4 separate regions of the Homo sapiens genome follow, and regions 2, 3 and 4 are each linked to region 1. The links are chromatin contacts, found by Hi-C or POLR2A ChIA-PET in ENCODE. All regions are on one chromosome and are shown on one strand. The core of a region is the stretch at or near the end of the contact, and the rest is flanking DNA. Distances in the headings are between cores, read along the strand shown. Region 1 holds the start of SLC25A28 (solute carrier family 25 member 28). Region 2 holds the start of NDUFB8 (NADH:ubiquinone oxidoreductase subunit B8). Region 3 holds the start of BLOC1S2 (biogenesis of lysosomal organelles complex 1 subunit 2). Region 4 overlaps ERLIN1 (ER lipid raft associated 1).

The links. Hi-C counts contacts between places; a loop is a spot of excess contacts on that map. ChIA-PET counts read pairs that join two places held with the same protein, here RNA polymerase II (POLR2A). Pooled maps may share reads with other maps.
Region 2: a map of ascending aorta shows a loop between it and region 1 (3-fold over the local background). The contact joins the promoter of NDUFB8 here to the promoter of SLC25A28 in region 1. A Hi-C loop is called at or near these places in 3 of 168 maps with a recorded cell type or tissue (CD4-positive, alpha-beta memory T cell, ascending aorta and breast epithelium), 1 of 37 single-sample maps with no recorded cell type and 18 of 50 pooled maps.
Region 3: a loop to region 1 is called in a map of ascending aorta, with 11 times the contacts of the local background. The contact joins the promoter of BLOC1S2 here to the promoter of SLC25A28 in region 1. A Hi-C loop is called at or near these places in 1 of 168 maps with a recorded cell type or tissue (ascending aorta), 1 of 37 single-sample maps with no recorded cell type and 13 of 50 pooled maps.
Region 4: a pooled map shows a loop between it and region 1 (4-fold over the local background). The contact joins the enhancer-like site here to the promoter of SLC25A28 in region 1. A Hi-C loop is called at or near these places in 1 of 37 single-sample maps with no recorded cell type and 6 of 50 pooled maps. POLR2A ChIA-PET finds 5 or more read pairs at or near these places in 1 of 52 experiments (activated T-cell).

What each region holds. Positions count from the first base shown.
Region 1 is chr10:99,619,077-99,621,783 of GRCh38, reverse strand. SLC25A28 (solute carrier family 25 member 28) reads left to right here and starts at 1,345. Exons shown (of 4, transcript NM_031212.4): 1 at 1,345-1,739. The coding sequence starts at 1,449. SLC25A28-DT (SLC25A28 divergent transcript) reads right to left here and starts at 939. Exons shown (of 1, transcript NR_186534.1): 1 at 1-939. RefSeq lists enhancers at 1-370, 371-953, 1,537-2,119 and silencers at 605-764, 1,495-1,654.
Region 2 is chr10:100,528,550-100,531,256 of GRCh38, reverse strand. It overlaps NDUFB8 (NADH:ubiquinone oxidoreductase subunit B8), which reads left to right and starts at 1,386. Exons shown (of 5, transcript NM_005004.4): 1 at 1,386-1,490; 2 at 1,751-1,877. The coding sequence starts at 1,406. RefSeq lists enhancers at 914-963, 1,097-1,679, 2,522-2,691.
Region 3 is chr10:100,285,328-100,288,034 of GRCh38, reverse strand. It overlaps BLOC1S2 (biogenesis of lysosomal organelles complex 1 subunit 2), which reads left to right and starts at 1,355. Exons shown (of 5, transcript NM_173809.5): 1 at 1,355-1,430; 2 at 1,822-1,938. The coding sequence starts at 1,376. RefSeq lists a silencer at 1,239-1,438 and enhancers at 1,729-2,028, 1,614-2,121.
Region 4 is chr10:100,166,299-100,169,005 of GRCh38, reverse strand. ERLIN1 (ER lipid raft associated 1) reads left to right here. Exons shown (of 11, transcript NM_006459.4): 7 at 1,600-1,658. Among named protein-coding and RNA genes, the nearest start is that of ERLIN1, 18 kb to the left of the region's middle. Within about 2 kb of position 1,330, at least 2 of the 41 ENCODE cell types and tissues checked have a DNase peak (open chromatin) inside an H3K27ac peak, as active enhancers do.

The DNA of each region.
Region 1 (2,707 bases), core at 96-2,595:
GAAAACATCTTTCCTATCCAAGGAAAACCTATGAACAGATGGAGAAGTCCACAGTTGCATCATCTGGGTAAAACAGAGAAGACAGAGCTGGAAACCGCGGGCAGCTTGTGCCAACACGCTCGGGGAAGGCAAATGGAAGAAGACGCCCGTGCTCCCTAGAGCAGGAGGTCCTAAGGCCGGGAATCGCTGGCCTTGCCTCTCAGGACCCGGGCTGACCCGAGGGAGGGAGAAGCCCTCATCGCCAGGCGGGGGACCCATCAGCGCGCCGGCTCAGGGACAAAATACTGATGCTTCAGACTCGGCCAGGCCGTGCGTCCGAGCTTCCCCACAGCCGCCGCACTTCCCTGCTGCCTTTGGGATGCGGCCTCCAGCCCCGCCTCGCCACCGGCCGTCATCTGTGAATCATCCCGCCCATTTCGACATCTTCCTCCCCCGCCTTCGGCTCTTGGCCTGGCGCAGAGCCCAGTGACAGCCGGGGCCCGGGGAACCTCATTCATTCAACACTTGTTGGGTTTACTCTGCGAATGTGGATGCGAGGCTCAGTGCCGGGCGCTGGGGCCTGAGGAGCACCGAGTCCGGCCAGAGGGCCCAATACTCCAGACCCGACCAGAGTCTAGCGGGCCGCCGCGGTCCCCCCTGGAGGTGAGGCGGTTCCCAGCCCGCATGTCGCAACGGCTTCCCGGACAGGCTGCGGGTCGCGCCAGCCAGGGATGACCGGCCCAGGCCGGCCCCGCCTCACGCCCGCGACGAGATCCCGCGGGAACACGGCTCTCCGGGGCCAGGGCCGCCCGCTCTCCAGCCACGCGTCTCAGAATTTGAGGAGCGCACGGGAGCGCGGGTCGTAACGGCGCCCGTCAGCAGTTTGACGTTGAAGGCCTGTCGCCGCCCCGCCCCCGACGCGATCCCGCGCACAGGGACCGCAGCTCTGCAGGCGCTAGTGAGGGGCCCGAAGTCGGCCCCTAGAGTCCCTGGGCGCGTCGCTCTTTCTGTAGCCAATCGGGGACCGACGTGGTGCGGGCCAATGGCCGCGGTCAAAGTATCAAGAGTGGTTGAGCCTATCAAAGTTCAGCCTTAAGTTTCTCCCGCCCTTCTAAAAGTCAGAGGCGGGTTGATCGCACATGTCGGCCAATCAGTGACCAATAAACAAGAAGCTTCTAAGATCAAAGGGGAAAAGGTGGGATGTAGGCGCTAGCAACGCCTCAGGGCGGAGGAATGACAGGCGACTTCGCTAATACTACCGGCTGATTTTTCGTACGTAAGGAAAGGGGTGGGTCTAACTTGGCGTCTCCACCAATGGTTGCTTGGGGGGCGTGTCCGCGGGGCCAAGCGGGAGCCGGAGGCCCCGGGCTCTCTGGGCCGCGCCTGAGGCGGACACTACGGGGCCGGGGGGCGGCGGCGGCAGTGGTGGCAGCGGCGGCGGGGGTGGGCGCCGCAGCTGGCCCGGGTGGATGGAGTTGGAGGGGCGGGGTGCTGGCGGTGTGGCGGGGGGGCCGGCGGCAGGGCCCGGGCGGAGCCCCGGGGAGTCGGCGCTGCTGGACGGGTGGCTGCAGCGGGGCGTGGGCCGGGGGGCCGGCGGCGGGGAGGCCGGGGCCTGCAGGCCCCCGGTACGACAAGATCCGGACTCCGGCCCGGACTACGAGGCGCTGCCGGCTGGAGCCACTGTCACCACGCACATGGTGGCAGGCGCCGTGGCAGGGATCCTGGAGCACTGCGTGATGTACCCCATCGACTGCGTCAAGGTGAGACCTGCACCCGGCTTCGAACCCGACCTGGGGCTGACCCGACCCCTGGGTCTTGTCCGGAGCCAGGATCCCGGCTGAGAGCCGGAGCCGACATGGGTTCCTTCCTGGCTCCTGCCACTACCACATGATTCGAACCGACACTCCATTCAAGCAAGGTCCCAGCTGGGAGTTGATCCCAGTCAGGAACCAGGACCTATTTCTAACCGTCAGTGAAATCTGAATCGGGACTCAGGATCGAAAATCTGTCAGCCAAAGCCCTGGACCCCACCTGGGACTAAACAGGAATAGGGTGGGATGGGGTATCCCGAAGCTCAGGTAAGTGCTACTAACTCGATTAAGGTGAAGCCAACTGGCGTGAACCAGACCCTGAAATGGATCTAACGGCTTGAGATGTTTTCTGGGCTAGTGCTTTTACAAACTCCTTGCTGTATCTTCCCTTACTGACGGGGCAGGAACCCGAATCTGGGATCTCTCAGCTAGATAAAGGACTTACATGTTAAATCTTAACACATGAGTGATTGGAAATCATTGTGCAGTGAGAATGCAGAATTCCAGACTGGAAGTAATGTGGGAAAGATCGTATTCAGGAATAGGTTTCAGTTTCTCTGTGAAGCAAGCATGATACCCCACCTATTTCCTGAACATGAAAATTGAGCTGGGATTAGGACTGTATGTTCAGGGAGCACATCAGCCTCCAAACAAGAGAGATGAAACTGATAGCATATTTCTTTGGCCACCTGAAGTTGGCAAAAAGGGAGAAGTTGCCTAGAAAGGAAGTGTGACGGTATTAGAAAGTAGATGTAAGTATGAAGAAAATGGAAAGAGATCAACAAGAGGACACGATTCTTGTGAAAGTAAAACTAATTGCATTCACAACCAAGCAGGATGATTTATGTGTACTGAAGTCAGGTCCTTCTGAAGAAAGCTGGGTGAAGAAAGAAACAGATTATTGTTCTTTACAGTTC
Region 2 (2,707 bases), core at 137-2,636, 910 kb before region 1:
TGGGATTACAAGTGTACACCACCATGCCCAGCTATTTTTGTATTTTTAGTAGAGATGGGTTTTTGCTGTGTTGGCCAGGCTGGTCTTGAACTCCTAACCTCAAGTAATCTTCCCACCTCAGCCTCCCAAAGTGCTGGGATTACAGGCGTGAGCCACCGCACCCGGCCTAAAAGGGTGAATTTATGGTATGTGAATAATATCTTAATAAAAATAAATAAATTAGATCAACTCTGTTTCTTGACCTAAATTGGATCAGGGTTTGCTATTGGTTGAATGCAGATGTTGTGCAATTATTCTGAACATCAACTAGTGATGTCATTTACAAGACAGCAAGTTGCTGTGTAGTCCTTCCCAAAATTTATATATTAAATAGTATATATCCATATTTGTTTACTTTTTATAACTTAAAAAAAAAGAGACGAAGTCTCACTATGTCACCCAGGCTGGTCTCAAACTCCTGGTCTCCAGCCATTCTCCAACCTAGGCCTCCCAAAGTGTTGGGATTACAGGTGTGAGCCACAGCTCCCAGCTTATATGCATTTTTATTGCTCTGATATATACTTGAGAATGTTTATAATAATAGGTTCTGCTCCAAAACAGTGGTCACCTGAAAAGTCACTGGAAATACGTGCATATTTATAATGTGTAAGTTATTCAAATCCCAAGTGAAAACATTCATATGCAAACATAATAATGTCTCCAATTCTTCTGTTGAGTTAGTTTGTTCATTATGGGCCGGTTTGTAATTTGTTTTATCCAAGTCCTACCAACTCTGAGGCTTTAAGCTGTCTCTGGAGAGCTGCCTCTGGTGATAAGTTTAATTTTACATTTGTTGGGTTGAGGTGACTGAGACATGCAGATGGAAACACGGACTGAAACTAAGGAGCCAATTCAGGGCCGAATTGTGTGTTGCACTGGCGTCTAAGTGAAGATCAACCCATTTGGAGAACAGAACAACAAGCAAGACCAACAGGTGAATTTGAAGAATGATCATGTTTGGGGATGGAAGGAAGTGCCCGTGAAGGAGAGGAAAGCAAGCAGCCAGAGAAGAGAGTAAGACAGGCTCATTTCACTAGTACAGCTCCTGGGGGAGGTGGTTAAGCTGTCTACCTGAGTTGCTCAGGTTCCGAGTTCCCATCATCCCTGGATGGGTCTAAGTCAGCTCAGGGAGAAAAAGGACACAACATTCTGAAATGTCAGAGACCTGCCTGGTTTTCCCTTCTTCCCGCTTATCCTTCCCAGCCTCTATCCAACCCTTGGCTTCCCAACTGCGTATTTAAACCCCGCCCCTGTTGAACCCTTCGGCTTTTCTTCACTCCCGGCTTCCTCCGTCACGTTTGGCCCGGCTCAGCCGCCGTGACAGGCCTTTGCGCATGTGCAGAAGGGAAACGTGAAGAAGGTGAAGATGGCGGTGGCCAGGGCCGGGGTCTTGGGAGTCCAGTGGCTGCAAAGGGCATCCCGGAACGTGATGCCGCTGGGCGCACGGACAGGTCCGCGAGAACGGGCGAGACCTCAGTGTGGGAAGGGGGTACCTGAAATTTGGTGTATCGGGAGGGGGGATCGTAGATGCCGCGGCGGCAGCCTCCGGGTAGGGAGTGGAGGTGGCGTTGATATATCCAGAAAATGGGGTGGAGGATCGCACTGATCCTGCGAAGTCCCGGGCTCGGACCTCTGCAGCCCCTGCGACTTGAAGCCTTCGGAGCGGCTGGAGAGCGGGCTCGCTTCTGACCTGTTCTCTTCTGCGTTCTAGCCTCCCACATGACCAAGGACATGTTCCCGGGGCCCTATCCTAGGACCCCAGAAGAACGGGCCGCCGCCGCCAAGAAGTATAATATGCGTGTGGAAGACTACGAACCTTACCCGGATGATGGCATGGGGTGAGACAGAGAGGGTATGCTCGCACCCAAGTAGTGATGGGAGAAGGCCGGCTGGGTTGGGTGGCTTGACTGTGACCCTTTTTCCCGAACCTTCTCGTGACCCCTCAGAGTCAATGGAGTGGGTGCTTTTCTCTGTGGAGGGAGGTGGGAGGGGGGTGGGTGAGCAGCTGCAGCTGAGAGGACTTCAATTTTCTCCTTGGCTCAGGCTGTTTCCTCAAATGAGGAAGCCGAGGTTTTAATGGCTCCCTCGAGGACCCCCGAATAGCAGGAGCCTTCCTTGGCTCTATCCAGAGCGTCGAGTTTCATTTAGATTGAGCATCTGCTGCGCTCAGGTGCTGTCATCCAGGCATGTGACCAGGCTGGAGCTGGACTCCTGTCATGAGAATCTTATTTGTAAACGGAGTACTCTATATTTGTGTGTATGTCTCTTTAAAAAAAATGTTTTTCTGTTAGTGCTGTGGAAATCGTAGCAACTATTAAGCAGATTAAACAGCCAGCCCCCTTACGTACTCCAGTTGATGTTATCCTATCCCTTCCACACTCTTCCGTATCCATACCCACATAACATCCCAATGGTTAATTATCTGAAGTGATTATCATCGCCTTTATTTCCTGTCCTAATGTCACTCTTTCAATCTTGGTTTCAGCAACTTCTATTCTTCTTGTTATACACTCATTTTCTGTAGCATATGTCTAGTTGTCATCATTTCCTGTTTTTTCTTATGTTGTGGACAAGAGCAGCCTTGTTCGAAGCCAGTGTCAGATGAACCTGGATTTGTTGGGGAAAACCCAGCTTAGCAAGAGGTCCCATGAGGTGTTTGAGACGCAGA
Region 3 (2,707 bases), core at 106-2,605, 670 kb before region 1:
GCAGTGATGTGAAGGAGCTGGGCTATAAGAACTTCTAGGCCTAGCACAGTGACTCACGCTTGTAATCCCAGCACTTTGGGAGGCTATGTTGGGTGGATCACTTGAGGCCAGAAGTTCCAGACAAGCCTGGGCAAAATGCTGAAATCCTGTCTTTAATAAAAATACAAACAAATTAGCCAGGTGTGGTGGCGCGTGCCTGTTATCCCAGCTACTTGGGAGGCTGAGGCATGAGAATCGTTTGAACTCGGGAGGTGGAGGTTGCAGTGAGCTGAGCCGAGATCACGTTACTGTACTCCAGCCTGGGTGACAGAGCGAGACTCTGTTTCAAAAAAAAGAACTTCTGGCTCGCAGGAATGGCTTGAAATAGTGGCTACTATGGTTGCACCATAGGAAAAGTGGGGACAGGTGACAAGTGAGACTCAGTCCTCAGGGTGGAGACAGTCAGGGTAGGAGGGCTGGGGATAAGGGGTAGCTGGCGTGTGTGTGTATGTACTGGCATCGGGGTGGGGTGAGAGGGTGCAGAGGGAGGATAACCAGGGATAAGAAAAGAAACTACCAAGATTTTGGGTGTCCAGGAGCCTGCCTGAGGCCTGCTGAATATCTCCTATCCCTTCTTCTGTGGCCTTTATCCCTCCTCATTTTGCACCTTCAATTGCTCCCCAGTCACTTCTTCTCATCCATCTCTTTCACTCACTCCTGTTCTCCCATCCCATTAAGTACTCTGTACACCTAGGAGGCTTGTGAAACAGCTTAAATGCAATTAAGATAACCAGAGTGTATCCTCAGCCCTAAAAAAGTTACAGTCTAAGCTTTCTTCAAGGAAGGCTGTATCAACTGAAGAGAAGTAGATGCCTGCCTGCAGTTTAAGAAATAGGGGCCAGTGAGTTGGTGTTAACTCAGGACATTGGGAGGGACAGTATTTAGGACCAGGGATCAATGCCTGAAGGTTTCCCAAAGTGTGGACGAGACAACCTGTAAAACTTTGGATTCCCTGAGCAATCTTTTGATGACTAACTCCAGTGCGGAGTGTCAGGAGAGCGGGCAATCCGTCTTCAGTGGTTTTGGTCAGCAGGCCACAAACAGGGTTGACTATTCCCAGACGGGTCGTGAGTGGTACAAGATGAGTGATCCCTCCAGGGTGTGACTGTAGGGATGAGCTCGCCCTCAGTCCCAGACGTCGCGACTGTTGGCAGTGGATCAATTCACAACAGCCTGGCGTAGCTTCAATTTCGGCTCCGGAATCGCCCTTTGCTGTGTCATAGACCTGAGGCTGGACTGGACCGCTAGGCGCAGGACTGCAGGGCCGGCCGGGTGGGCGGGGCACACCCAGTGCGCATGCGCAGCACCCCGGCCCGGAAACAGCGCGGGGTCCGCTATGGCGGCGGCAGCCGAGGGCGTACTGGCGACCCGGAGTGATGAGCCCGCCCGAGGTACCCGGAATGGATGGGGAGGAAGCGTCCGGTGGGGGGCCTGGGGCTCCGTCTCGGGTGGGCGAGGTTGAGTGTGTGGTGGCTCACCTGGCAGGAACGGGCTGGTGAGAGGAGTGCACTTGTCGCTGCGCGCGAGTGTTTGTCCTGTCAGGGTGACTGGGATGGTGCCAGGATGAGCGGGGGTGCCGGGTATGGGCGAGGGGCGGTGCGAGGGAGGCGAGTTGATGTGTCAGATGGGCAGGGACGCAGTGAAGGACTTGAAATTATGGCAGATGGAGAATGGAGCCGACTTGATGGAATGAAGGCAAGTGGAGGGATGTCGGAACAGGCTGCTTTGGCTGGATTAGCACCGGGTGTAGGCGGGACACTTAGTCATTCTCCCTTGGCCCAGACGATGCCGCCGTGGAGACAGCTGAGGAAGCAAAGGAGCCTGCTGAAGCTGACATCACTGAGCTCTGCCGGGACATGTTCTCCAAAATGGCCACTTACCTGACTGGGGAACTGACGGGTGAGGCGGGGTCTGGGTTGATTCGGGTGCGGTTTGGCCCAGGAGGCCTGGGAGATGGTTAGCAGCATCAGTCTGCAGCTCCCTTCCTACCCTGCATGCCCTGAGACAGGCCTGTTGGAAGTTGGGGGAGGCCATGAATGGGAGAGAAAGAAAATACAACTCTGCAGGCCTCTGTAACATAGACTAATGAGAAAACAATAACAAAAAAGAGTTCATATCCAGCAACAGTAATCAAGAAGTGCTTCCTTGGGGAAAGTGTATTTTGAGCAGGGTTGTGAAGGGAATTATTGGTGGAAAAGGGGGAGATGATACAACTAGCGAATGAGGTGGTATGTGCAAGCAGTGTGTTTGGCTAAAGCAGAAGATGTGTTTACCGGGATAAAGAGAAATGAAATTGAGGAACGGGGAGTGACCTGCAGATTTAGGGACCTATTAGTTTGGTCTGAGGATTTGATAACCCATCCTTTGGGACATGACTAGTGTTTGATCGTTTCCAAGTGGACACATGACCTATGTGTGGAGGAGGATCAGAAAGTGAAGTATGGGCAGGGCGCGGTGGCTCATGCCTTTAATCCCAGAGGCCGAGGCTGGTGGATCACTTGAGGTCAGGAGTTTGAGACCAGCCTGGGCAAAATGGCGAAATCCTGTCTCCACTAAAAATACAAAAATTAGCCGGCCGTGGTGGCGGGCGCCTGTAATCCCAGCTACTGGGGAGACTGGGGCAGGAGAATCGCTTGAACCCAGGAGGTGGAGGTTGCAGGTTGCAGTG
Region 4 (2,707 bases), core at 81-2,580, 550 kb before region 1:
GGAGTCTTCAAAAGACAGTCCTGGCCGAGTGTGGTGGCTCACGCCTGTAATCCCAGCACTTTGGGAGGCCGAGGTGGTTGGATCACCTGAGTTCAGGAGTTCGAGACCAGCTTGACCAACACAGTGAAACCCTGTCTCTACTAAAAAACAATACAAAAATTAGTCGGGCTTGGTGGCGCATGCCTGTAATCCCAGCAACTAAGGAGGCTGAGGCAGAAGAATCGCTTGAACCTGGGAGGCGGAGGTTGCAGTGAACTGAGATTGCACCACCGCACTCCAGCCTGGGTAACAAGAGCAAAACTCCATCTCAAAAAAAAAAAAAAAAGTCCTACTTTACGCTTCTTTTAATAAGGCTAAAAAGATATGTGGCCAGTCTCTTAATTAAATGCAGTATGACAGTGCTTCCTTGAATCATATTAATCCATATTGGAAGTAATCTTATGTCTGCTAGTCACATGGTGAAATCTGACATCTCACAAAATCTGGTCCTGAATTTTTATTTGTCTTCTGCATGTCTCCACTGAGTTGTGAGGCCTCACATGTGTCACTGCCAGTGTGTTGTGAGTTTTTTCCACACAGCCTTCAGCTGCTTATTCCATTCCACTGTAATCCTTATATTTAGTTATGATTGTCCTCAAAATTACCTACAAATTTGACTCATCTATTTCATATAGGAAATGCTATATCGCTTAAAAGTTTTAAAAGCCTTTAAAGAAGACTAAGTGCTTAAAGGCTTTGTTATTCTTAAAAGGTTAGCCAGTTTTCAGAAGGAAAACTTCTTCAGACCAGCAAAGTGTTTTTTGTGTGTGTTTGCAGTATAGGTGGGGCGGCGGGGTATCGTATGTTTAGTAAAATCAAAAGCTTTTGAGAGATCAAGTCCTTGATGTAGAAAAGTCAGCCTTCAAAAAACAGTACTGTCCAGGTAGATAATCTTAATTGTGTCAAAGAACACTATGATTAGGGAAACAAAGTGTCTGGTAAACAGCCTCTACAAAGACAGACTTTGTTCTAAGTGAGAGTTAAGGAAGAAAGAATATAAGCTTTTAATTGATATTTGTTTTCCTTCAGCCAGTGGGCTGTTTACTTACAGCAAATACCAAGTGATTGCAGGGGTTGGAAGTGATAGATTAATTTACTCACTACTCACTGTATTAAATTGTATACACCAACCTGGGTTTTTTTGTTTGTTTTTGTATTTGACTAATTGTTTCTGACTTTACAATTTCAGTCTTGGAACTTTGCCTTCCCGGCTTCTTTGGTTTACAGGGTTGAAAAAGAAAGCAAAAGTATCTAACGACCTTTGTAAAACATCTTTTAAGTGAGAACCTTTTTCATAAGGCAGTTGTTTCCTCAGTGGGTAGATGGTTTTTCCTGTAATCTGGCATTGTGTAAGGAAATAAGAAGCAGCTTGTCTTTGATTCTTGGTGTGATGGCATGAAAAGTAAATGTTCTGGTGGGATCCCCAAACGTGTTAGTAGGCCGCTATATTATAGCTGTTGTTTATTAGATTAGTATCATTTGAGGGGCTTTTCTGTAGAAGATTTAATTTGAAGATTTATCTTTCAAATATACTTTGGCTTTTTCACTTTTATTTTTTAGGCTGTGCGTGTTACAAAACCCAAAATCCCAGAAGCCATAAGAAGAAATTTTGAGTTAATGTGAGTAATATGCATGGGATCCCAATATTTCTGTTTAGGGCTGTCTGCATATTAATATTCCAGTCTAGAGGAAACATGTGAGACAATACACTCTGGGGTGGAGTATGTGTCTTATCTTCTTTACTCTTACTCTAGTAATATTGCCTATTCTTGTGTCTTAATTCCCACTAGACTCTTACTAGTGTTCTCTTTATGTATGGACATTTCAGGAGCAGTTTCAGTGGCTAAAGATGCAGTTTGCTGTAAAACTATTGCTGGAAGCTTAAGGAGCTATAATTTTATATGAATAGTACCTTGAATTAAATATTTAATAGAGGAAAGAGTCCTGAAGCCGTTAGGGTTGAAGAGAGTGCTCATATTTTGTTTCTGTGTTGTAATGGTAGGAATAGATACCTTGTTGGTATAAAGTTTGGTTTTCCATTGTATGTGATTGTATATCTAAAATTAGACCTGGTTCTTTATAATGTGCCTCTAGGGAAGCCTTGCTTCTGTTGACTCCTGGTAGTCTTCTCTTTTATGTATCCAGGGCTGACTGGGAATGAGAAGACATGAAATTAGTTTCTGACAGGATCCCTTTTAGGGGAATACTTACTGTGTTTGAAATGGCAATATTGTTTTCGTATGACTGGTACTGAAAAGAAGAAATAAAAGTCTTTAGGAAATTTGGCTGATGTGTTAAAAGGGAAAGTATAAGACGCTGGAAAAATAAATTTGCACAAGTCAAGGATACCACAGATGTATAAATACTGGAAGTCCAAGGAGCAGTAATACTACTTTATGAGGTTGTTTACTTCTGAGTCCTTTTTGTTACCATGCAGATTTTTATTGTTTTTTTCTTCTTTTATATTTTCCTTTTCCCTCATACCTTCTCTGAGCTCATACAGAGTTTTATTTCTCTTTTTCTTAATTTTTTTTTTTTTGAGACAAGGTCTTGCTCTGTTGCCCAGACTGCAGTGCAGTGGCACAATCACGGCTCACTGCAGTCTCAACCTCCCAGGCTCAAGTGATTAAGCGATCCTCCCACCTCAGCCTCCTGAGTAGTTGGGACT